Regions from separate parts of the Homo sapiens genome. Here region 1 is linked to region 2. Evidence: read pairs that join two places in POLR2A ChIA-PET (ENCODE). Cell type or tissue: MCF 10A. All regions are shown on one strand. Each heading gives the region's core, and the rest is flanking DNA. Links, peaks and the distances in the headings are about the cores only.

What was found. ChIA-PET counts read pairs that join two places held together with the same protein. Peaks named below come from ENCODE experiments on the same cell type or tissue, not always from the same donor. Only the 100,000 strongest peaks of a DNase experiment are listed, where the experiment ranks them.
Region 1: POLR2A ChIA-PET joins it to region 2 with 5 read pairs; 2 of 35 experiments call an interaction of 5 or more read pairs at or near these places.

The regions. Positions count from the first base shown.
Region 1 is chr6:136,603,207-136,615,871 of GRCh38, reverse strand. MAP3K5 (mitogen-activated protein kinase kinase kinase 5) reads left to right here. Exons shown (of 30, transcript NM_005923.4): 16 at 1,586-1,713; 17 at 2,616-2,752; 18 at 4,485-4,590; 19 at 10,506-10,663. Among named protein-coding and RNA genes, the nearest start is that of MAP3K5-AS1, 20 kb to the left of the region's middle. RefSeq lists enhancers at 2,137-2,706, 2,707-3,277. In MCF 10A, for the core only: CTCF peaks have their summits at 7,302 and 7,505 (motif pointing left); DNase peaks (open chromatin) are centred at 7,491 and 8,461.
Region 2 is chr6:136,690,599-136,703,263 of GRCh38, reverse strand. MAP3K5 (mitogen-activated protein kinase kinase kinase 5) reads left to right here. Exons shown (of 30, transcript NM_005923.4): 4 at 4,582-4,775; 5 at 5,877-6,045; 6 at 7,207-7,313; 7 at 8,954-9,124. Among named protein-coding and RNA genes, the nearest start is that of MAP3K5-AS1, 68 kb to the right of the region's middle. In MCF 10A, for the core only: no CTCF peak of the experiment used is centred there; DNase peaks (open chromatin) are centred at 6,293 and 6,793.

The DNA.
Region 1 (12,665 bases), core at 5,715-9,714, 89 kb after region 2:
CCAATGGATTTGTCAGTGTAAGATCTAAGGATTTCCTACATGTAGGACTGAAGCAAGTGTGAGACACCAGGTTTGCACTAATGTGAATTATTAGTGTATTTCACACCTGTAGCCTCCATTATAGAAGATATATATATATTCAATTTAGATTATATATAGATCTATATCTCGAGGAATTGCTTTGAGTCTGTATTTATTGTTGCTGACACCCTACAATATTTAGCTTCTTAAGTAAAATTTGAGGCTACTGATTTGGACTGAGCTCCTGCACTAGGCTCCAACAGACCAGCCTGTGGAACCATGCTAGGGTTCCACATCACCAAACCAAAACTAAGCAGTTTACTTGTAAGATCTGACCTTCTGAAAAATCAGGAGAGAGATGATAGCCAAATTCTCCAACAGGCCAGTTTTCAAAAAACAAAAACAAAACAGAGTCACAGGGACTGATCAAAAGGCACCCAGCCAACCTGAGCTGGCATGAAAAGAAGTCCCCTCTGCTTTAACCCCTGCAAGGGAAGTAACCTGAACTAACCTAACGTTAACCACTTGGTTTTTGCTCTGTGTTGTTTTTCTTCCTGCTCAAGCTACCTTAGGAAAGAAAACCCACTGTTTTGCCATGCCCAGCGGACCTCCTATTTTGATTGGATACTGCCTGGCTCATGAATCATGAATAAAAGCCAATTTGATTTTTAAAACTCAATTTGCTGAAATTATGTTCTTTGGCAAGCTGTACAATAATTACATTAGGGCTACATTAAATTCAGGGTGGTTAAGAGTCTATAAAGCTTTACAGTACTTCCAATAATCATCAAAAGTGTTGTTCTGCTCCAGAAATATAAAATAACTTTTATAATTTGAATCAGCAACATATATCAAGTACATAATTTTGAAGTCACACTTTCAATGTGGAGGCTTCATGAGGATTAGGTAAAAATCATGATATAATAGAATTAGTGGATACAGTAAGGTGAAGATTTTGACGCAAGGGGCTCAAAGAGATTTGACATATGAGTGGTTTTATGTTTGCTATTGAAAAATTGACGGGCCTTTCAGGAAGTTCTGGAATGTACATTATGCAAGTTTTGTCTTCCTGGGCAAGAGTCTCCTGATTAATAGTAAATTGTAATAGTAAAGTTTTATAGTCAATAATAAAGTTGTGTTGATGAGGCCAGTGGAATAGAAAGTCATGTTAATATGTTAATATGGAGAGTAAACTGTGGACAATTTCCGTTCTCCTGGGTTTGAATCTTAGCTCTGTCACTTAATAGCTTTGGGATCTTGAGCAAGTCAGTCATCCTCTCTGTGAATCAGTTTCCTCATCTGTAAAATGGGCATACCAATACTACCTTCTCATGGAAATGAATTAATGTATACAACTGGCTTAGTACCTGACACATTTCCCCTCAGATCCTACCACACCTTCAACCTCATAGAATTTACCTTAGGAGAAATAAAGGCCTTAAGTGGTTGTTTTGGTTTTACATATGGACATATATTTGGCTGACATTTTCCATTTGTATTGTTTAAATTTATACAGTAAAGTCTGGCTACATAATTAACTCATTGACAATTGCATGTCTTTTAGATACTCTCAGCCCCTGCATGAAGAAATAGCATTGCATAAACACCTGAAGCACAAAAATATTGTCCAGTATCTGGGCTCTTTCAGTGAGAATGGTTTCATTAAAATCTTCATGGAGCAGGTCCCTGGAGGTAAGAGATATTTCTTTCTTTAAAAAGTGTGAATGTTTAGAGCTTCGGAGGGGAGTAAAATTGAATGGGATTTACTAGCGTACAGGTCTTAATCTGTCTAAACTGAAAGAAAAATTGGACATGTGACATTACCTCCAGTTTGTTAGGAGATGTCAACCATAAATGATGAGATTTAGAAAATATCCTAATGTATAGAGTTTATTCCAGTGCAAAGCTTGAGGATAGCCACCCAGGAAACACAGACTCCAAAAGAATGGGCCAGTGTTCCAAAGTGAGGAAGTTCATGTTTCACTTATATAAGCTGAAGACTAACAGGGTGGCAACATCTTCTACCCAAAGTCATTACATTTAAGTGGTTACAGCTTGCTGTATTCCAAGGCACATTATTTTAATGTTCCATAAGGAGGGGTAATGGTCTCGGGGGATCTTTTCTTTGGCACCATTCAGTCTTCTCCAATCATTTACAGGACAAAAATGCGGAAGAGATTTAGCCTATAATCGCAGAATCAGAAGTTACAACTGAATGCTATATGACTCAGGCCACAAAGTCACATTCCTTAAATAATAAGGCTCAAATAATTTAAAGTTCTAGAAGCTTTACATGTGAATTATGTAATTTCACAGAGACAATACATAAATATGGGAACCATTTCAGTATCTATCATCATGACTTGAATTAAAGTTGGCAATTGACATTGGCCTTTTACTTAGACATATTTGATTACAAGCATCTTTAGAGTAGGGATATTTGCAAATTCATGTTTGAGCCCGATATCCAGTATAGCTCCTGGGCCACTGTGAAGAACCAATGACTGTTAGCTTAAATTACTGTTACATTATTAATACACTTTAAAGAGCTCATTTGAATGAGGATTTATTTACTATTTATCCCTACTTTACAGGAAGTCTTTCTGCTCTCCTTCGTTCCAAATGGGGTCCATTAAAAGACAATGAGCAAACAATTGGCTTTTATACAAAGCAAATACTGGAAGGATTAAAATATCTCCATGACAATCAGATAGTTCACCGGGACATAAAGGTGAGGTACACCAGCATTCATTTTCATGAGTTCTTTCTTTGCTGGGTTATTATTTTACTTGCAAAAGTCATATTGTGTTATGAGTATTAATTTAGAATGGTGAATAAGTAAATCTTAGAAACAGCAGAAATATAAAATATCGTTCAACCCTGAATCAGTTATTTATGTTCATGTCTTAACGCTTCTGCTCAAGGAACACACTGCTTAACTGCGTTCAGCCAACAAGATTGTGCTCCCACCACACAATGTTTCCTAGGAGCTCTGTGGTGTGGGATGCAGCTGTCAAAAGTTAAACAGGAGATGGCCCCTGGTCCTGAGGAGCTTATAGGCTGGTTAATCTTTGTATCCTTGCCCATAGTAGCTACTCAGTAAATACTTATTGAATCAATGGATGAATGGTTAGAAGAAAAAAAATTCCTCTTTTCTCACAAGTATCACATATTCATTGATTTAACTATAATTATAAGGTATAGATTCTCTAAAATAAGCTAAAATAATAACTTTACATTCTCTTTTTAAAAAGAAAATTCAGAACTAATACATTTTTTACAAAGTCTGGACTGTTGAAAATAAGTTAATATTAGTACCCTAAAATCAACCAAAAAGCCCATTTATCTATCATGTCCCTACATATTCCAGGAAAAGAAGTAAAGAAACATAGAAAAGAAAGTAAGGTAACTGGAAAGTTATGAAAATCGTAATTTAATTATACATACATCATTATATATCTGTAAATAGCAACAAGCTCTAACCAATTAGGAATCATATTTGATCTTGTGATCTGAGTAGCAGATTATGAAGAACTTATAACCATCCAATGAGTTCATGTTGCCCACTGACCAGATAGAGCTGATTTCTCAAGATGTAAGAATTGCAATTGAGAAAGAGTTTAATACACATAGAGATGGCCAAACAAAATATTGGATCTTATAATTATTCAAATCAGCTTCTCCAAAAATTTAGAGGCTAGGGTTTTTCAAAGATAGTTTGGTGAGCAGGGGGCTAGGGTCTGGGTGGTTGGGGATGTAATTATAGGGGTGTGGAAAATGGTTCTTGTGTGTTGAGTCCACTTCTGGGTAGGGGCCACAGGACTGGTTGAGTCCAGAGTCACAGGTCTGGGTGATGCCATCTGATAGTCAGAAATGGAGAAGCCTGTAAAGACATCTCAAAAGGCCAGTCTTCAGTTCTACAATAGTGATGTCAATTATAGGAACAATTGGGGAAGTTGCAAATCTTGTGACCCCCAGAATAATGGGCTGATAATCATTTGACTGTGCCTACATCTTAGCGGACTTTAGGCCCCTCTCATCCTCCTAACCTGGTGGCCTTTCATTAGTTTTACAAAGATAGTTTAGTTTTGGGGAAGGGCTATTATCAACTAAACTATAAATTAAATTTCTCCAAGTGAGCTTGGTCTACACCCTGGAATGACCAAGGGCAGTTTGGAAATTTAAAGCAAGATGGTGGTGGTTAGATCAGATCTCTTTTACTGTCATAATTTTCTCACTGTTGTAATTTTCGCAAAGGCGGTTGGTTTCAAACTGATAATATGTAAACAAAAAATAGTGTCAAGAATGCACTATTGAGATAAACTATTAATGAAGAATACAGAATTAATGTCGTTGGTAGCTGTAAGGACACCTTTTTTTTTTTTAAATTGGACTTACCAAGTCAACAACAGACAGTATCTGAAGAAAGATAACAATTGTGATTAAAGTCCTCTGTTCTCTAGGGTGACAATGTGTTGATTAATACCTACAGTGGTGTTCTCAAGATCTCTGACTTCGGAACATCAAAGAGGCTTGCTGGCATAAACCCCTGTACTGAAACTTTTACTGGTATGTTTTTGCAATGATGATACAGATCTTATGTAATTAAAGAAATAATTGCTGAGTTTGAGCACAATGTGAGAGAGAAATTCAGTTGGTGTTCTCACACACAGTAATGTTGGTATCTTTTTTCTTTCTTTTCTTTTCTTTTCTTTCTTTTTTTTTTTTTTTTTTTTTTTTTTTGAGACAGGGTCTTGCCCTGTCACCTAGGCTGGAATGCAGTGGTGTGATCACCTATCACTGCAGCCTCAAACTCCCAGGCTCAAGCAATCCTCCCACCTCAGCCTCCTGAGTAGCTGGGACTACAGGCATGCGCCACCACGCCCAGCTAATTTTTTTGTATTTTTGATGGAGACAAGGTTTCACCATGTTGCCCAGGCTGGTCTCAAACTCCTGGGCTCAAGCGATATACCTGTGGCCTCCAAAAGTGTTGGGATTACAGGCGTGAGCCACTGCGCCTGGCCAATGTTGGTATCTTTTGATGCTCACTGAAAAATGTGTTACAGAATTTGATTTGGCCCTTTTCTCTTCCTGTATTTATATGACTTGCTTAGTTAGTCTCCTGCTTAATGCCACTGAAGATTTTTTTTTTTTTTTAATTCTCAACTTGTTACTTATTTTTCTTTTCATGTAATTACTTCTTTCCTGGTTGGCCTACAATAACTCTAGCAAGATTTTTTTTTTTTTTTTTTTATTAAACATTTCCTTGGCCCAACCTCTCTGTGATGCTTACTCATACCCTAATCACTTCCCATTTGGACGATGAATTCCCTCTTTTACTGTTTACTCTCTGTGGTTGACTCCCCTACTCCACAATATAAATAACCCTAGGATTTCAATTCAGAAGAGGAAGTGACTCACCGACTCAGAAGAAGGGAGGGAGAGAGCTTTCCTGAGAAAGTAGGCAACGCAACCACTGAGCTGCCTCTGGTGCAAAGTACTGGGAGGGTGGAGACCAAGTGATTTCCAAAAAGGTAACAGTAGCCAAGAGGAAGCTCAGACTCAAGAGATTCATGACTGCCCAACAGTTATAGGGAGGGTGTGTGAGACTTCAAACCTGATCTCCATTTAGTTCTTATCACTCCATCATGCTAATTCTCATGAAGTGTTAAGTTCTTCTTATAGAGAGAAATTTAGCAGGAAAAAAAAAAGGGTAAGGGGAAGGGAAGAGAAAAAGATCATGAATAATCTTTGGTCTAATATGAAGCAACATGGCCCCATCTCAATTCTGTGAGGTAGGTGGGAGTACCTCCATTTTGTAGATGAGGAAATTACCTGGGAGAGAAGTGACATTGCAGTCAGAAGTCACAGCAGTGTGTACCGGATAGAACTCAGACTGGTTTTTTGTTTTTGTTTTTGTTTTGAGACTGGGTCTTGCTATGTTGCCCAGGCTGGTCTTGAACTCCTGGGTTTAAGCAGTCCACCCACCCCACTCTCCTAAGTATCTAGGATGTCATGCCTGGCAAAACTGTTTTTTTGTTTTTGTTTTTTCTTTTGAGATGGGTTCTCGCTCTGTAACCCAGGCTGAAGTACAGTGGTGTAATCTCTGCTCACTGTGACCTCCCCTACCCCGGGCTCAAGTGATTCTCCTACCTCAGCCTCCCTAGTAGCTGGGACCATAGGCACGCACCTCCATGCCTGGCTAATTTTTTGTATTTTTGGTAGAGACAGGGTTTCACCATGTTGCCCAGGCTGGTCTCAAACTCCTGACCTCAAGTGATCCACCTGCCTTGGACTCCCAAAGTGCTGGGATTACATGTGCGAACCCCCACGCCTAGCCAGAACTCAGATTTTGTATCTACTGTTTGCTCTTTGCTTTTACCTTCTGGCTCTAGTCCATCTTTCTCTCTACCTTCCTGCAGGAGGAGAGAGAGACATTCTGTGTAAGTTTTTTCCCTAGAGCATTCAGTCAGCAATACCCCTGGCCCAGCTCCCACCTCAGGGCAATGGATATTTTAGGGTACAGAATTAAACACATTTTGAATATATTTTTTTGAAAAAACTAAATTCTGACCTATTAATAACTTCAAATGTCTTTACATTTCTTTCCTCTTACTCTTAACTTGGCAAGCAGCAGTTTCAGTGCTGTCAAGACTCAGTAATTTCTGAGAGGAAAATCCCTCGTTTCACACACTTTGTGGGACAGGATGTTAACACAGTATCTTCTGCTACTAATCTGGGGAACATCTTTTTTGTAAAATCTCCAAAGGAATTGTAGGAAAGCAGTCCTCACAGAGCCCTTTTCTTGGACCTCTTCCACTGGTGTCACGTAAGAGTGACGTGTGTCACTAACATGTATAGATCTGTCCCCAGCACCGGTCCCGAGGGCCCTGCACATCATAGGCTTCAAACGTGAACTTGGTGGTCACTAAGTCCCAGGTGGGTTAGTCCCAGGTGCTCAGTCAATAAATTGGTCTGCATCACCTTTTGGTGATTTTGATGAGGGAAAAGGCAGCAGTGATCACCATTTATGGAGTGCTTACTGTGTTACCTTGCTCTGCACTAAGTGCTTTACATATGTTGTTTTATTGAAATTCATACATCAGCCTTAATCATTAGGTATCATTATCCCAGTTTGTGGTGAGAAAATGAAGGTTCAAAGAGGTTGAATAACTTGCCCAAGGTCACAAAGCTAGTTGGTAATAGAGCTGAGACTCAAGCAAGACTTAACAGGCCAAAGGGAATTAATTATCTTCTCCCAAACCTGTCCCCGGCACACTCTTCTGTCCCAGTTGGCAGCCACTCCCGACATTGTTATCCAGGGCACTTCTCTTTTCTCACACTCCAACCCAGTCCGTCCACGAAGCCTTCAAAACATGTCCAACATTGGGCCGGTTCTCACCACCTCTGCTGCTGCCACTCTCATCGCTCACCTGCATTTTCGGTGGCTTCCCCAACTGTGCTCCTGCTTCACTTTTGCCCCCTACTGTCTACTCTCAGCACTGCAGCCAGAGTGATCCCTCTGAAACATAAACCAAGTCCTATTGCTCAGAGCCCTCAGTGGCTTGCTTTTTTTTTTTGTTCAGAGTAAACAAATGTCAGAACCCTCATAGTGGGGGACAAGGCTCTGACCTGATTCGGAGTCTGTTCCCTTTCAGACCCCATTTCCTACTCTTCTTCTGTTATTTACTCAGAGCCAGAAACGTGGACCTTCCTGCATTTCCTCCATGACAGCAGGCAGGGTCCCATCACAGGGCCTTTGCACAGGCTTTTCCTCCTGCCGCTACCCCAGCTGTCTGCATGGGTAACTTTCTTACCTTCTTCCAGTCTCAACGCAGATGTCCACCTCTGCAGTGAGACCAGCCATGAACACCCTATTTACCATGGCAGCCTTCCTGCTGATCCTCTTCACTCGGGTCTATATTTTTTTGGTCATAACATGTCACTTTCTAACATGCTGTATAATTTACTTACTGTGCTGATAATTTATCATCTGGCTTCTACTGCAAAAACATAAGCCCAGGTATTTCTATATGTTTTCTCCTCTGCTGTATTCTAAGTGCCTAGAACAGTGCCTGGCCCATAGTAGGTCCTCAGTGTGGATCTGTTAAATGAATGAGTGAATGAATGAAATGTGACATTAGAGTTTAATTAACCACTAAGCTGTACCACCTCCCTGGGTAGTTGCAGCAGCAAAGAAATTCTACAATAGATATTTCAAAGCAATTTTTTAAAAAAACTTTAGAATGCAGATATGTGAGGTATGAGTTTTAGAGCAAATACTCTCATTGATTTTACTTAAGCCAGTGTTCAGGTTGGCTCTCATCTTCATTATCCAGCTTCGTAAATTGCTTTGTTTAAAATATTATGTGTCATGTATTTGTGGAGTAAAAAGAGGAGCAGATAAGAACACATGACTCAACCTGTTTTTCTGGCACTTGCTCAGTGGGGGATAATTAAACACAATTGGCAGATGGTTATCTGACAAATCAAATATTGCATAATTTGTTGTTGACATTACTTGAATTGTCTAATTTACGATGTTTAAAAATTAAAAATTTCCAAATTTTGATCCACTATAACTCCCACTTAGCTATTAGTACAACTTAAATTCTCTCATTAATTCTATTCTAGGCCCCGAGACAACAAAAGGGGGTGGTAGGCTTCGATGCATTTTCGAAAAGACCATTTGAGCTTATTTAAATCATACAAAATTATCACTTGGGGAAAAGCTACAAATGAAGAGAAATCATACCAATTTTGTAGTAAAGGTGGGCGAGCGTCTTTGGGGAGCATGGTTGCCTTGTCTTTGGCCAGGTGAAAGGCTTTCTGAGAGCAGACATGTGCAGTTGTATGTTAGCGTGAACTACTGCTATGCAGTGATAAGGTCTGCAGGATAAACCTAGAAAGACTGCAATACATAACAAAAATGATACACTTTTATTTTTGTAAACAATAGTCCATTTCTCACCTATGATAGTGCTTTTCAGAGGAACAGTTTGCAGGAATTTTACACAATTGTTTTCACCTAAAACCATGCATGAGGCATTCCTAAAAGGTGTCATCTGTATTTATCAAAATGTCTGTCACTTTGGTTATGAATCAGAAAATCTGAAGCAGTTCTTTTGGCAAACACCTCATAATTTGAAGTAATTCAACATGGCATCTTGGATGAGTTCTTGTTTGCTGACTATATTATTTGTATATCAGAAGCAGGGTATGCGGTGATATGTTTCTATTCATGCTCCTGACTCATTGCTAGACTTTAGGAAACCACTTTATGGGGTATTCGAAGTTCAAATCCAGCCTCTCATTTAGGTTAATGAGGTAGTTGTACTTAAGTGTTTACCTGGGGTATACTAGGCCAGAAGCAGACTAAGGGCTCGTGGCCCCCTCCACTTAATTCTTTCTATTATACCACACTCTCCACCTCTCTGATTCCATGCAGGCTTAAAGCTCTTCCCTTTTTCATTGTATTCTTTTTGTTTGTTTGTTTTTTTGAGACAGAGTCTCACTCTGTTGCCCAGGCTGGAGTGCAGTGGCGTGATCTCGGCTCACTGCAACCTCCGCCTCCTGGGTTCAACTGATTCTCCTGCCTCAGCCTCCTGAGTAGCTGGGATTATAGGTGCCCGCCACCAAGCCCGGCTAATTTTTGTATTTTTAGTAGAGACAGGGTTTCACCATGTTTGCCAGGCTGGTCTCAAACTCCTGACCTCGTGATCCGTCTGCCTTGGCCTCCCAAAGTGCTGGGATTACAGGCGTGAGCCACCGCACCCGGCCTTCACTTTATTCTTAGTCACTGTATCTGATTATGTGTCTATATGGATGGCTCATGGCCTGTCTTTGATCTCTTAAACCTGTTAGTCCATGGACCACAGACAGCAGCAGGAGTCATGTATATTTGGATTACAGAATAGGGCACACCAGAAATTTATTTGCATTAATTTTCACAATGGCTTTCAGAATCTTTATGCTGTCATGATTAAGAAATAAGAATGAAAACAGAAGAGTTAAAGCATTCAATTTAGGAACTGAAAAATAGAGATAGAGCTAAGGAAATGGATGAATGAACTATATTCTCTTCTGGAAAAGATTAGAAGTTTACATAATAACAGTCTTCATGCACTTCAAGAAATGTGTACTGATGTTATTGTTCTCAAAAGACTAATTGTTAGAAGTTTCTAAGAAGCCCAATGAAATGATGCCTCACTTATACTCCACTGTCTAGGGAATAAGAGCGTACCTATTCATAACCAGATAATATGGGTAAAGTATTTTTATGTCACTGATGAAATCCATTATAAAAACTGCTATTTCCACTTTTATTAATAGCAGAGAAAACTGGAACTCACAAACGATATTAGGACTTGAATCATGTTTTTACAGTTGTCTCATTTCTGTTGAAAAATTCTGTTGAAAAACTGTCATTAGATACCCTTCTGTTTTATCTTTTTAAAATGGAAATGTGTTTGAATTGTTTCCAGGTACCCTCCAGTATATGGCACCAGAAATAATAGATAAAGGACCAAGAGGCTACGGAAAAGCAGCAGACATCTGGTCTCTGGGCTGTACAATCATTGAAATGGCCACAGGAAAACCCCCATTTTATGAACTGGGAGAACCACAAGCAGCTATGTTCAAGGTCACACTTCATTTCTCTTAAAAACAAATGGATAAAGCTTTTTATAGCTGTTGGATGTTCTGTGTGTGTGTGTCATATTTTTTTAGATAAAGGGTGCTAAGTAAACACAACTTAGAACACATTAAAGGTCAAGAAGATTCTCTCTCGGTTAGAACCAGCGCTGGTGCCTCACACAGTGGATCTCTCTGTGCCTTAGTTTTCTCAGCTATAAAGTGAGATTCAATGTAACTTCCATTGACCACCTTTTAACAACGCAGTATAAATAACACATGACTATACTGAAGATGATTTAAGCCCTTTGGGAAACAGTCTGAAAATTTTCCGTGAATGAAGATAGAAGAACTTTTTTTATAATCCATTTAGGAATTAAACCAAAATTAATAATTTCCTTTACTTCTCTACCATAATAGTTTGAAGGCTTCATTTTTTTTAAAAAAAAAAGAGCATAATTACCATTTTAAGTAAATCAGTCTTATTCTCATATACCTACTCCTCTAGCTTGTTAATTTGCCCATCAGTAACTCCTATGGGAGGAGGAAGAAGCCCCACCTTTTGCAGTAGGAGGTACCTGATAATAGAAATAGGCTCATGAGAGCACAAGTGCCAGCATTTTGAGATCTGGGGACTGAGCATGGCTATGACCTGCATCTTGAATCCCTGCAGTCCTCCGCTGCCAGACTGCCAGGCCAACAGGAAGTTTGAAATGGAAACATGCTTCCCAAGTAGTAAAACTCACACATCTGCTACTTTCTAAGGCAGAGGACTTAAAAAAAAATTATTTATTTATTTATTTATTTTTTGTGCTCCCCTGTGGGATCCAAGGCAAAGGACTTTTTCTTTTCTTTTTTTTTCTTTTTTTCTTTCTTTCTTTCTTCTTTTTTTTTGTGGAGACAGAGTCTCGATCTATCACCCAGGCTGGAGTGCAGTGGCGCGATCTCGGCTCACTGCAACCTCCGTCTCCTGAGTTCAAGCAATTCTCGTGCCTCAGCCTCCTGAGTAGCTGGGATTGCAGGCACACACCATGACACCCAGCTAATTTTTTATATTTTAGTACAGACGGGGTTTCACCATGCTGCCCAGGCTGGTCTCAAACTCCTGAGCTCAGGCCCTCCGCCTGCCTTGGCCTCCCAAAGTGTTGGGATTACCGGCATGAGCCACGCGTTTGGCCTGAGAGGACTTTTGATGGTAATTGTTATTCCTCTCCCTGCTGCAGACCATGTTTCTAGCTCTTATTCCATCTGTGCATAGCCTCTTGTGAGGGGCCATGTGTTGTTACAGACCTTCTGCTTTTGTGCAAAGCTTGGCTTTATGCTTGAAGACAATCTGATAGGACACTGCTGGTATAAAAATGAGTAGTGTGACCAAACCTCAGAGAGCAATGGCAGGTGCCAAGAGAGGTGCCTTTCTTGCCATGAGTGGATGTCTTTCTCTTCTTGGCCAGTCTTTCAGGTTTTCTCCAGTGTCTAGGACTTATCTGAAATGCTGCTTTATAATTCACGAATGCAATGATTATTATACCATGTGTTTTTTTGTCACATTAGGCCAGTCTAAGCTGTGCACAGGAAGTTGCTATCTTAGAGAGATGACATGACATAGACTGTGGCACCAGTTTACAGTGTTTGAATCCAGGCTCCAACATGGTCAAGATATTTGAGACTTTGAGCAAATTATTTAACCTGCTTGTGCCTCAGTTTCCTCATCTATAAAATAAGGATAAAAATAGTACCTGTCAGCCAAGCGTGGTGGCTCACACCTATAATCCCAGCACTTTGGGAGGCTGAGGCGGGCAGATCACCTGAGGCCAGGAGTTCAAGACCAGCCTGGCCAACATGGTGAAACCTCATCTCTACTAAAAAAAAAAAAAAAAAATTAGGGGGGCACAGTGGCAGGCACCTGTAATCCCAGCTACTTGGGAGGCTGAGGCAGGAGAATCACTTGGACTGGGGAGATGGAGGTTGCAGTGAGTCAAGATCGCACCACTGCACTCCAACCTGGGCAAAAA
Region 2 (12,665 bases), core at 4,054-8,053:
AACCAAATATTGTACATTTTGAAGAAGTTGCCCGCTGACTTGAGAGAGAGGTGTTGCGTTTCAGGTGCTGAATGTCCTTATAAAAAGTTGAATATTTCGAGCATCTCTATCAATACATTTGAATGCTGAGAGCTTTTCCTTCCAGAAGCTCATGTCATTTTCAACACACACTTCTATTTACCTTTATGTAGTTTCTAAAAATTGAAAACCAGAATTGGAGGTTTTTTTAAAAAAAAAGAAAGAAAAAACGGTGAAAATAATTAATTAGGAGCCAGGGCAGTGGCTCATGCCTGTAATCCCAGCACTTTGGGAGGCTGAGGCGGGAGGATCATTTGAGGCCAGGAGTTTGAGACCAGTCTGGCCAACATGGTGAAACCCTGTCTCTACTAAAAATACAACAAGTAGCCAAGTGTGGTGGCGCATGCCTGTAATCCCAGTTACTTGGGAGGCTGAGGCACGAGAATCACTTGCACCCAGGAGGCAGAGGCTGCAGTGAGCCGAGATCATGTCACTGTGCTCCAGCCTAGGCAACAGAGTAAGATTCTGTCTTAAAAACAACAACAACAACAAAATGAATTAGAACAAGACTAGATTTTGAGCTGTGGGATTTTATAGCATGTGTTGTTATTTCATGACCATGCCTCAGTGTTTTGAAATTTAAGGAAACAAGGTCTTTGAAGCAAGTTTAAATATTTTAGAATGAGTACTTTATTAATAAAAGGCAATTGTTCCACTTAAGGTGTCTGTTCTTGATCACATAGGGGTTGTTTTTATTTTCTTTGGATTATCAGCTATTTCAAACTATGGGTTTGGTGGCAATCTGCACACAGAAAATACAGAAATAACATTTCTAAGTTACACGTGAGCCAACTTGGGAAATAAATGTTCCCATGCTATTAGTTTTCATTATTTTGCAAAAGTGCTTTTCTGGGCAATTATATCTTTTTGAAAAACACAACTTTTCCTCCACTGCATACTCACTGGGCTGTCTCTTAGCTCAGGCCCAGTTGTATCCATGTGGCTTCTGCAGCTTATCACCCCCCTTTTTTCCTGACATTGGCAATGGGAAATTGAAAAAAAAAAAGATTGCCTTAGAAACATAGGAAAGAAACTCTAAAGAATGCACTGAAGCCTAGAACTTGGGAAAACCCTTAGCATGCTTAGGTATTTTCAGCGAAGACTCTGAAGCCTTATACCATGGGGTTTGTTTCAGGAACTGCTTTTCTCTGCTGTTTGCGTAGTCATTATTACCCCTTTACCTCTCCTCTGCCTAACACACACCCAGACATCTGATAGTCATTCTCTCCCAGAATTAGTTTTACACAGGTGCAGTATTCCCCATTGCCCCGTATTTCAATAATAATATCTGATAAACTAATATATGTAGTATCAAGGTTTCTGAGGCTACATAATTTTATCCAGCAGCTAAAACTCTGATACCACTTTCTGCTTTATTGGCTTTTTGGCTCTTTGTTCTCATTTTGTGACTTGGAGGATTCAGATAATTTTCGTTTGTAATTTTGAGTTACGGTGCTTGTCTACAATAGTGTTTGATTCTGTTGTTCTTTTAGAACAATTCTCATAGTTGAAGCTTTAGATGCTTTGGAAAGCAGCCTCTTTGGTATCCTTGCCTTTCTTTTCTGCTTCGGCAGTAGCTTGGGTAAAAGGATTAAATTGGGCGGATGTGCTGTGGGATCTTGGTAACATTTTAGAAGCAGGACATGTTCACTTTCCCTTTTCCAATTATTGTTTCCTCTTCTAATTATTGTTCCATGGAGGAGAACTTGAGACAGGAACAATTTAGCATACTTGATTTTCAAATCAAATCTCACTCTCTGGAGGTTCTTCTTGTGCTTTAACTGGAAGTGAGGTTTGGTTTCTGCTTCATTACCTGACATATGAGAAGCAGCCTTAAAGGATAACATAGTCATAAATAATTAAGTCCGGTCATAAGGGCATTTGGCATTTCTTGCCTGTTTTCTGTGAATAGTCATTTGGCTCATACAGAGTTCCCGTAGAAAGTGACAGAAGGTTAGAGAGCAGGTGTGTCTGCTGTAAAGGCCACTCAGGAGGGTGCATAACCCCCTAGTGGGAAGGACATGCCATCTAGAGAAAGAGTCCCTGGGCTGGAGTGCCAAACATGTCACAGACCAACTGTACGATCTCTCTAAGCCTTACCTGTCTCCTCACTTTTAAAATGAAGGCCACAGCAGCTTCTTTGTAGGTTGTGACCCACTGACTTATGACTGTTCATACCCTGGCACACACACATGGTGAATACATGTTTGTACTTATTACTTAAGTGCTAAGGGTAAGAGAAATGCTGTATTATTCTCCGTATGCTCATATGGCTAGGAATGGATAACCTGGACTTTTTTTGTTCCCCATAACGGCAGTAGTCGGGTGTCCCACGTATCTCTTTCTAGTTCTCAGCCTCTGCCTTTTTCTATGATTTTTCTCATAGAGGTCTCTCCCACTTCTTTTGATTCTACCATATCCAATAATTCTCAGGTCTGTATTTTGGCTTGAAACTATTTTATGTTTCAATCACATATTTCTAGCTCTCTTTTGGACATTTTCACATTAGGTGTTGTGCCCCACCTCAATCCCAACCTCTTTAAAAGTGACTATTTCACCCCATCCCACCAAATTCAAATCTCAACCTTTTGAAGTTCTTCTCATATTTTAACTAGAATTCAGATTCTTTGATTAATTACCTGATATATGAGTGTCTTGAAGAGGCATGTGTTCATAAATAACTTAGTCTGGTTCTGCTTTCTGAATTCTTGCTTTCTGTTAATGATACCACTCTGTATAGGTAGTCGCCCTTAGAAGTGCAGAATTGCCTTTGATGCCTTACCCTTTCTCAGGTTGTTATCAGTTACCAGATCCAGCTGATTCCTTCTTCTTCAGTCACGCACGTGTCTGTTTCTCTATCGCCACCTCTGCCGACCTGGTCATGCCACAGCATGACTCATCTCCTCAAACCTCATATCTCTTCCCTTTAGTGCATCTTGTTACCTGCCCAGGCTGCCAAAATGCACAGTTTTGATTGTGTATTTTGATTTGTGCATTTTGATTGTGCATTGTGAAAATGCACATTTCTTCCTCCCTCCCTCCTTCCTCCCTTCTTCTTTCCTTCTTTCTCTCTCTCTTTCTCCTTCTTTCATTTGTTCATTCTTTCGTTCTCCTGACAGAGTCTCGCTCTGTCACCCAGGCTGGAGTGCAGTGGCGCAATCTCGGCTCACTACAAGTGATTCTCGCACCTCAGCCTCCTGAGTAGCTGGGATTAAGGGCGTGCACCACCCCACCTGGATAATTTTTGTATTTTTGGTAGAGACGGGGTTTCACCATATTGGCCAGGCTGATCTTGAACTCCTGGCTTCAAGCAATCTGCCCGCCTTGGCTTCCCAAAGTGCTGGGATTACAGGCGTGAGCCATCACACTCAGCTGATTGTGTTTTCTTTCCTGCTGTGGATCCTTCTATGATTCTGCATTGTCCAGAATGTACAGTCTAACATCCTTAACTTTGCATTTAATTCCCTTCCCTGAGCTTCGAGCTCCAGTCAGATTTGCTTACTCAGGGTATCCAACTCACTTTCCACTTTCATCCCTGCTCTGCTTTTGTTTGCACCAGTTTATCCTCGCTTGGGCATCATCCAGGAACCAAGAGAAGGTCAGTGAGCCCAGGCTGTAGTGGGCGAGGGGAGAGTGGCAGGGCTGAGGTTAGAGAGGGGCAGGATCTGCGTAGTCAGGCCCTTGTACGTTGCATTGCAATTTCTTCTTTCTCCCAAGAGCAAGAGATGGGGCTTTAAGCAGCTGTGGGAAGTGATCTGAGGGACAGTGTTGAAAGATCACTCTGATGGCAGAGTGGAGAGTAAATTAGAGGACAAGAGTGGAAGCAGGGGGACCAGTTAAAGCTGATGGCAGTGGCTCAGGCCAGGTCCATTGGTGCATGGACTAAAGTGTTGGCCGAGAAGATGGAGGGAAATGGACAAATATGACATTATATTTTGGAGGCAGGACAGATGGGACTTCGATAGGATGTGGAAGGGGAAGGGAATGGAAGCATCAAGGGTAACTTCTGGGCCTGTAGTTTTAGTAGTGGGGAGACAGAGAGAGAGCAGCCTCCCGGGGGGTGGATTTGAGCGGGATCTACTTGCGGCATCACCTTACATGTAGGAAGCCCTTCAAATGTGAGCTTGTAGCATTTTCATATGTGTATGCTGCGCCCTGTGACTAAATTATAAGTTCCCTGAAAGCTGAAGGCCATGCTTTAAACTACTTTTTCCAACAGCAATAACTTAGTGCCCTAGCCTTGAAAGATGGTGAATAAATATTAAATTGATGGATAGAAACTGTTCCACTCTTTTTTTGGTATCATCTGTAAGTCCTAATTATTTGAAGTATGCAGTGAAAGGAATTGGGGAAATTTTCATTGTCGTAGGTCATAAATAAATAATGAGGCTTTTCTATTTCCCTTTGCATTTGGAATTATTTAAAATGAGTAAGACGTGGGATTCCATCTGTGCCGTGTCTCCAGGCCAGCTCCCCACTTGCCGATGCCTCCTCTCTCCGCAGATGTGCACTGGGAACTACACCTTTGTTCCTTACATGATAACTCCACATAACAAAGTCTACTGCTGTGACAGCAGCTTCATGAAGGGGTTGACAGAGCTCATGCAACCGAACTTCGAGCTGCTTCTTGGACCCATCTGCTTACCTCTTGTGGATCGTTTTATTCAACTTTTGAAGGTGGCACAAGCAAGTTCTAGGTAAAGTTTAATTAATAATGCCATTTGGTGATGACAATAAAGTGTTATTCTACATCTTTATTTGTGCATGATATCAGGTGCTCCTGAGATATCAGTATACAGCTAAGAACTAGGGGGAAAATGTTTATTATCCTCCAAGTAGATAAAATAGATGCCACATAATACATTTTATTCACAGAACAGCAACTTGAAATCAGCAAAAAATTAAAAAGTCTACTAACCGCTTTATAGTGATGGTAGAACTAAAAATATATACAAAGCAAGTACAGAAACAATACCAGGATAAATGTCCAGGGACTTCTAGTGTAAGGGCAAGAACAATTCAACTTTAATTAACTCTTAACTCTAATTGTTCTTTCAGTGAAGAACAATTATTTATGTTAATAAATGATAGGCTGAGTCAGGAAGTTAAGGTTATATTATGTTCAAATCATAGGTACATCACGGCCAGTGCCGTGGCTCATGCCTGTAATCCCAGCATTTTGGGAGGCCGAGGTGGGCAGATCACTTGAGATCAGGAGTTCGAGACCAGCCTGGCCAACATGCCGAAACCCTGTCTCTACCAAAAATACAAAAATTAGCCAGGTGTGGTGGTGCACACCTGTAATCCCAGCTACTCACAAGGCTGAGGCAAGAGAATTGCTTGAACCCAGGAGATGGAGGTTGCAGTGAGCCAAGATCATGCCAGTATACTCTAGTCTGGGCAACAGAGTGAGACTCTGTCTCAAAAACAAAAACAACAAACAAACAAAAAATCATAGGTACATCTAATTTATTTAGAACAATTTGTACTGGAAACAGTAAAATGGAAAACAAAGTTTTGGCATTTTAAGTGGTTTTTTGCAGGAAAATTTATTAATATGGAGTACCTTTACCTTTAATTCTTTCTGAAGGCAGAGTAATAAAAGAAATACATTGGCTTCTAAATTTCTTAATAATGCCAGATATGTAAGATATTTATTTAGGCATCTGAATGAACTGAAAACTACAAATGCTTTATAGCTAATGCTGCAATATCATTCATGTCTTTATTAAAATTATTGCTTTTCATTGAAATTGTTTCTAATGTCAAACTCTTTGAAATGTGTGTGTTTTTACCAGCCAGTACTTCCGGGAATCTATACTCAATGACATCAGGAAAGCTCGTAATTTATACACTGGTAAAGAATTGGCAGCTGAGTTGGCAAGAATTCGGCAGCGAGTAGATAATATCGAAGTCTTGACAGCAGATATTGTCATAAATCTGTTACTTTCCTACAGAGATATCCAGGTGAGAAGATGTTTAAAGTGAAATCTTTGTTGTGTAGCATGTTGGAGGGATAAGGGAGTATTAACCTCAAATTTCAGTTTGCTGGTAAGCAGTTCATGTTACTACACGTAATTTTTTATTGACTCTCTTAAGCTTTCCATCCTATAATTTTATGATGAATGAAAAAGACTCATGTGAGTTAACCATCAGTGATTGTGAAAGACTTGTATGGTAAAGGCCTGACTTTTTCCTCCAAAAGAACAAAAAGAAAAATCTGCTGGCACAGCGAACCTGTGGACACAGTCTATTCTACTGTTAGCCTCAGGCACACCTGTCAGTGAAAGCTTTGTTTTGGCAAATAGCAGACATTTTTAGAGCTTTCTGGACATACCTTTTATCCCTTGAAATTGTATTGCTTGAAATTGATAGTGCTGAATCTAACTCGCCTGAAGGAAAAAATATGTAATTGATTACCTACAGAAATAACTTTAAAAATATGTAATGTAAAACACACTAACAGGTTATATCATTTTTATTGACATGTCTTAAAATTTTAAAAATAGGGTAAGTGGAATAAAATCCTCTCCAAGTTAGGGATTTGCTCTTAGGTTTTAATAGTAAAATTTAAATGACATCTGGTTTCTCCTTTCCATTCCTAGCCTTTCAGGTCTGTGTAAAGGCTTCATGTGCTCAAGACAGACTCACATCCATGGAGGGCTGTGGCACATAGGATCCTGTGGCTAGAGTGCTTACTCATGTGACATGAAACTGTGTTGCTACTTGTAACAGAAGTTCAACCCATTGCCTCATGTCCTTGACATTTTTATTTCCCTGAAATTGTTAGAACACTGCATACCGGGAATCTGGCTCTATGGGGAAATAAATCACCCATATTTAGACAGTAGAGCACTATCATGCTTGGTGTTTTTGTTTCTTTTGCTTTTTTAGTTTTTGTTCAACATGGTAACTGTATGTTTCTAATGTTTTTATATATACGATCTAAACCTTTTAGAAGAAAAACAACAAAAACTGTTTATTCTAGGTTCTTCAAAGTGTTCTGTGGATTCTAGTGTCTTTTTAATGTGTTTCTTGAATTCAGATATCTGGTTGTCAAAAGACACGTTATTGTGAGAATTTTCTCCTAATGGTTTAATTCTGTGCTATTCTCATCTAATTTGAAAGGACTATGATTCTATTGTGAAGCTGGTAGAGACTTTAGAAAAACTGCCAACCTTTGATTTGGCCTCCCATCACCATGTGAAGTTTCATTATGCATTTGCACTGAATAGGTAAGAAGAAAAAGTTCCCTTCCAGAATGCGTTAACATATTATTGTGTAACCTGCAATTCTTTACAGAGAATGTGTTCACTGCAGCATTGCAAGAAGTCCCTATTAAAATGTAATATTAGCATATCTGCTTCAGCCCCATGAAATATAGGAAGCATGCATTCTCATTTTTTTCTGATTTATTTTTCAGTAAAAAAAAAGTCGCACACTGTTGGTATATTTAAATTCTTACAGGTTTTCTGCTCTGTCAAAGTTTGTATTTGCTATTCATATTTTTTAGAATTGTAAAAGTTACATGAATATGATGTTATCTTTAAGCAAATACACTCAACACCAGATGGTCATTCACACAAAAGTTTTCACTAGAGTAAGGATGGTTATGTCTAGGTGAACATAGTGTTAGATAGTTATTACCAAGGATAAAAAGGAATTTCTTGGACAGAAGATTTGAAGTAGTAATTGAGAATAGAAATGATACCTTTTTTATAATAGCTTTATTGAAACATATTTCACAGGCTGGGCGTGGTGGCTCACTCCTGCAATCCTAGCACTTTGAGAGGCCAAGGTGGTCGGATTGCCTGAGCTCAGGAGTTCGAGAGCAGCCTGGGCAACACGGTGAAACCCCGTCTCTACTAAAATACAAAAAAATTAGCCAGGTGTGGCAGTGTGCACCTGTAGTTCCGGCTACTCGGGAGGCTGAGGCAGGAGAATCGCTTGAACCTGGGAGGCAGAAGTTGCAGTGAGCCAAGATCATGCCACTGCCCTCCAGCCTGGGCAACAGAGCAAGACTCTGTCTCCAAACAAACAAACTAAATATATTTCATCAAAACAATAAATTTTAAAACATTTTCATCACTCCACAAGGAAACCCTGTACCCATTAGCAGCCCCCCTTCCATTTCCCTCCCAAATCCCCCAACTCTAGGCAACCACGAATCTACTTTCAGTCTTTACAGATTTGCCTATTCTGGACATTTCATATAAATGGAATCATACAGTATGTGGTCCCTTGTGACTGACCTCTTTCACTTAGCATAATATTTTCAAGGTCTAAGGAATGATAACTCTTATAGAATTTTTATCTGGTTTTGTGAACTGTCTACACATACTATTTTAAAGCATGCTACATAAAGCAACTTCCTTAGATAATCAGTTAGTCACACGTAGAAATCAAGCAGTTCTTGGGTTTGATTTGATTTTTGGTATCATCTGTGAATGAGTTTGCTAAGTTTTGGAGCAAAAGCCATTGAAACCTAAGGTCAGGGTTTTGTCCCTACTTGGCTTTATTTACTCTACCCTATTCAAAGACACAGACTACAACTCTAATCTCGTTTCACCAACTTGAACCTGCATATAGGCTGCAGGGAAATTGGAAGGATTGTGGATGAGTAAGTACAAATCCATCACCATTATTAACACAGAAACTCAAAAGAAATCCTTGTTAGACCTAGTAGACATACAATGGGATAAAACAAAAAATTAGGCTTAGGACAGAGGTTTACAGAGGACTCTCAAAATCTAATTGTTTCTGTCCTGGCAAATTTCTCTAATATGAATCAACATGTTAAATAGGGTTTTTAAAAAAGAATTGATCTATATTGCTTCTGTAATGTATATTGAAACAACAATGTTTTCTGCCTTAGGAGAAATCTCCCTGGTGACAGAGCAAAAGCTCTTGATATTATGATTCCCATGGTGCAAAGCGAAGGACAAGTTGCTTCAGATATGTATTGCCTAGTTGGTCGAATCTACAAAGATATGTTTTTGGACTCTAATTTCACGGACACTGAAAGCAGAGACCATGGAGCTTCTTGGTAAGTAAATAGTATATAAATGAGCTACTTACTTAGTAAATCCATGGCATAAAAAAGTATTTGCAAATGAGAGTGTTAAAGTATTATTATAATCCATAAGATTGTGTATTATGAACTAAACCTTAGATTTTATTTTATTTTATTTTATTTTTGAGATGGAGTCTTGTTCTGTTGCCCAGGCTGGAGTGCAGTCATGTGATCTTAGCTCACTGCAACCTCTGCCTCCCAGGTTCAAGCGATTCTCCTGCCTCAGCCTCTCCAGTAACTGGGATTACAGGTGCCCGCCACCACGCCCACTAATTTTTACATTTTTAGGAGAGACGGGTTTTGCCCTGTTGGCCAGGCTGGTCTTGAATTCCTGACCTCAGGTGATCCAACTGCCTCTGCCTCCTCAAGTGCTGGGATTACAGGCGTGAGCCACCGGGCCAATCTTAGAGTTTATAACTTTAGTAAATAATTTGATGAAATTCATTTAACATAGTATAGTAAATTGGGATAAATAGATGAAAAGATAATTTAAGAAATATAATTTTAAAAAGATATTTTAAATAAGTAATATAAATAATAAAATATAATTTTGTAGAAAAATTTATATAAAGACAGTTTAAAAGACCTGAATGAAAGGAAAAAATATACCGAGTTTGTAGATGAGAAGGCTTGATATTTTAAAGATTTTAATTCCCCCCAGCAGGGGTTTTCATGTGATTTGACAAACCAATTCCAAAATTTATTTGAAAGAATAAAGGACTGAGAATAGGCAAAGCAATTCTGGAAAAGCACAAGGTGGAAGGACTTGCTCCACCAGTTAACAAGACTCATTATAAAGCTGTAATGATTAAGATATTGCAGTATGGCTATAGGCATAGACAAACAAAGCACTGGAATACAAGAGACAGCCTGGAACAGACTAAGATATACATGAGTCTAGATTTATGGCAGAATCAGCTTCATGAGCTGTAAAGGAAAGGATGGAATCTGTAGTAATGATACTGGGAAAATTTCTTTATCTGCTTGGAAAAATAAAATAAAGTTCTATCCCCATTTTAAGCCATGCACAAAAAAATGAAATCTAAGTGAGTTAAATACCAAAATATGAAAAAATACTTTAGAAAAATATTTTTAGAATAAAGTGTACAAATTATGTATGACTATTGGATAAGCAAAGATTTCTTTCTTTTTTTTTTGAGACAAGGTCTTGCTCCGTCACTCAGGCTGTAGTGTAGTGGTGCAATCTCGGCCCACTGCCACCTCCACCTCCTGAGCTCAAGTGATCTTCCCACCTCAGCCTCCTGAGTAGCTGGGACCACAGGTGTGTGCCACCACGCCTGGCTAATTGTTTGTATTTTTGGTAGAGAGAGGGTTTCACCATGTTGCCCTGACTGGGGCAAAGATTTCTTAAACAAGGCTTAAAAACGCCATATACCATAAAAGATAAGACTGGGAAAATGGTCTACATGAAAATTGGCTTCTGCTCATCAAAGTAGTAGCTTTTGGAAACAGCAGAGTAGATTCTATTGTGCTTATCTTCCTGTTGATAACAATTATAAATGTTGGAAAAAAGTTGGAAAGCACTGAAGAGTGATTAAAAGTAGCTAGAAACTGGAAAGGTTTTCATCCTTGGATGAAGGGCACCGCATAGGATAAACTCCACATTTAAATGGCTTTTCCCTCAAGACATTCCCTGGTCTGCAGGGAGCAGGACAGATAGAACTCTAGCAGGAAATCACAGTCTTATTGGCCTGAGAGTGAGTTTGAGGCTGCCGGAGGACCTGGACATTGAGTGGGATAAGCCTTTGTGTGAACAAGGTGAACCACCAATAATTTATTTACCTTTTATTAAAAAACTACATACTCTTAAGAGGAGGAGAACAAATCCAAACTCTCTACAGCTTATCATCCAAAATGTCTAATACACCATAAAAATTACTAAGCAACCTGGGTGTGGTGGCATGTTCCCATTGTTCCAGCTACTCAGGAGGCTGAGGTGCGAAGATGGCTTGAGCCTAGGAGTTCAAGACCTGCCTGGACAATATAAAAATACCTTGTCTTATTAAAAAAAAGAAAAAAAGAAAAAAAAGAAAGAAAAACTCTCAACTACTAAAGTGGTGAAGAAATAGGAAAGTGTGATTCATAATTAAGAAAAAAATTATTCATAGAAATAAACCCATAGATAAAACAGAGTTTAGAATTACCAGACAAGGACATAAAAATAACAATGATAATTATATCAAAGAATCTACTTGAAAAGATGAACATAATGGGTGAAAATATGAGGAATTATAGGAGATATTTGGAAACTGGAAATAACCAAATGGGAGTTCTAGAACTGAAAAGTACAATATCTGAAGTTGAAATGTCATCAAATCAGATTAACAGCAGATAGGACACAATACGATAAAAGAGCAATAAACTTCAAAACAGATTATTAGAAATCATTGAAATTGAAGCAGAGGAAAGAAAGAGATGAAGTCATTAATAATTCCAATGACCTGTGGCATTTAGTGGTCTAAATACTTTTTTTTTTTTTTTTGAGACGAATCTTGCTCTGTTGCCCAGGCTGGAGTTCAGTGGTGCAATCTCACCTCACTGCAACCTCTGCCTCCGGGGTTCAAGCGATTCTCGTGCCTCAACCTCCCAAGTAGCTGGGATTACAGGCATGCCCCACCATGCCCAGCTACTTTTTGTATTTTTAGTTGAGTCCGGGTTTCCCCATGTTGTCCAGGCTGGTGTCAAACTCCTGACCTCAAGTGATCCACCTGCCTCGGCCTCCTGAAGTGCTGGGATTACAGGTGTGAGCCACCGTGCCCAGCCTTGAGTGGTCCAGATACTTTTAATTAGAGTCCCAGGAGAGGAGAGATATACTGTTGCAGGGATAATAGTTGAAGAATTAGTGGTCAAATATTATCCAAATCTGTTCAAACAAACAAACAAATAAAAAACAGCTCACAGATCTAGGAAGCTCAGCAAAACCCAAGGAGCATAAATATCAAAGAAAATTATCTCTTGGCACATCATAGTAAAATTGGTGAAAAACAGAAATACAAGAAAAGGTCATAAATGCAGCCTAAGAAAGAAGATACATCAGGGGAAAGAGTGAGTGCTGAAGGAAGCCAAAAGATAATGGAATAACATTAAAGTGCTGAAAGAAAAAAACCCAATCAAGCAAGAACTCTATATCCACTGATAATGTCTTTAAAATATGGGGGTGAAGTAAAGACAATTCTAGATACATCAAAACTGAGATAATTTGTTGCCAGCAGAACTTCACTACAAGAAATGTTAAAGTCTTTAGGCTGAAGGGAAATAAAACCAAATGGATCTATAGGAAAAAGCATATAGCACTGGAAATGATAAATATATGAATAAATATAAAAGATACCATCAACAAAGAAATCACAGGGAACAATGCATGTAACCAATATAGGATATGTATTCAGTATATATAAATAACTCCTCAAAATATCTTTAAGAAAAAGAGATTAAAAAATGCATAGGATATGAACAGGTTATTCACAAAAATGGAATCACAAATGGCCAATAA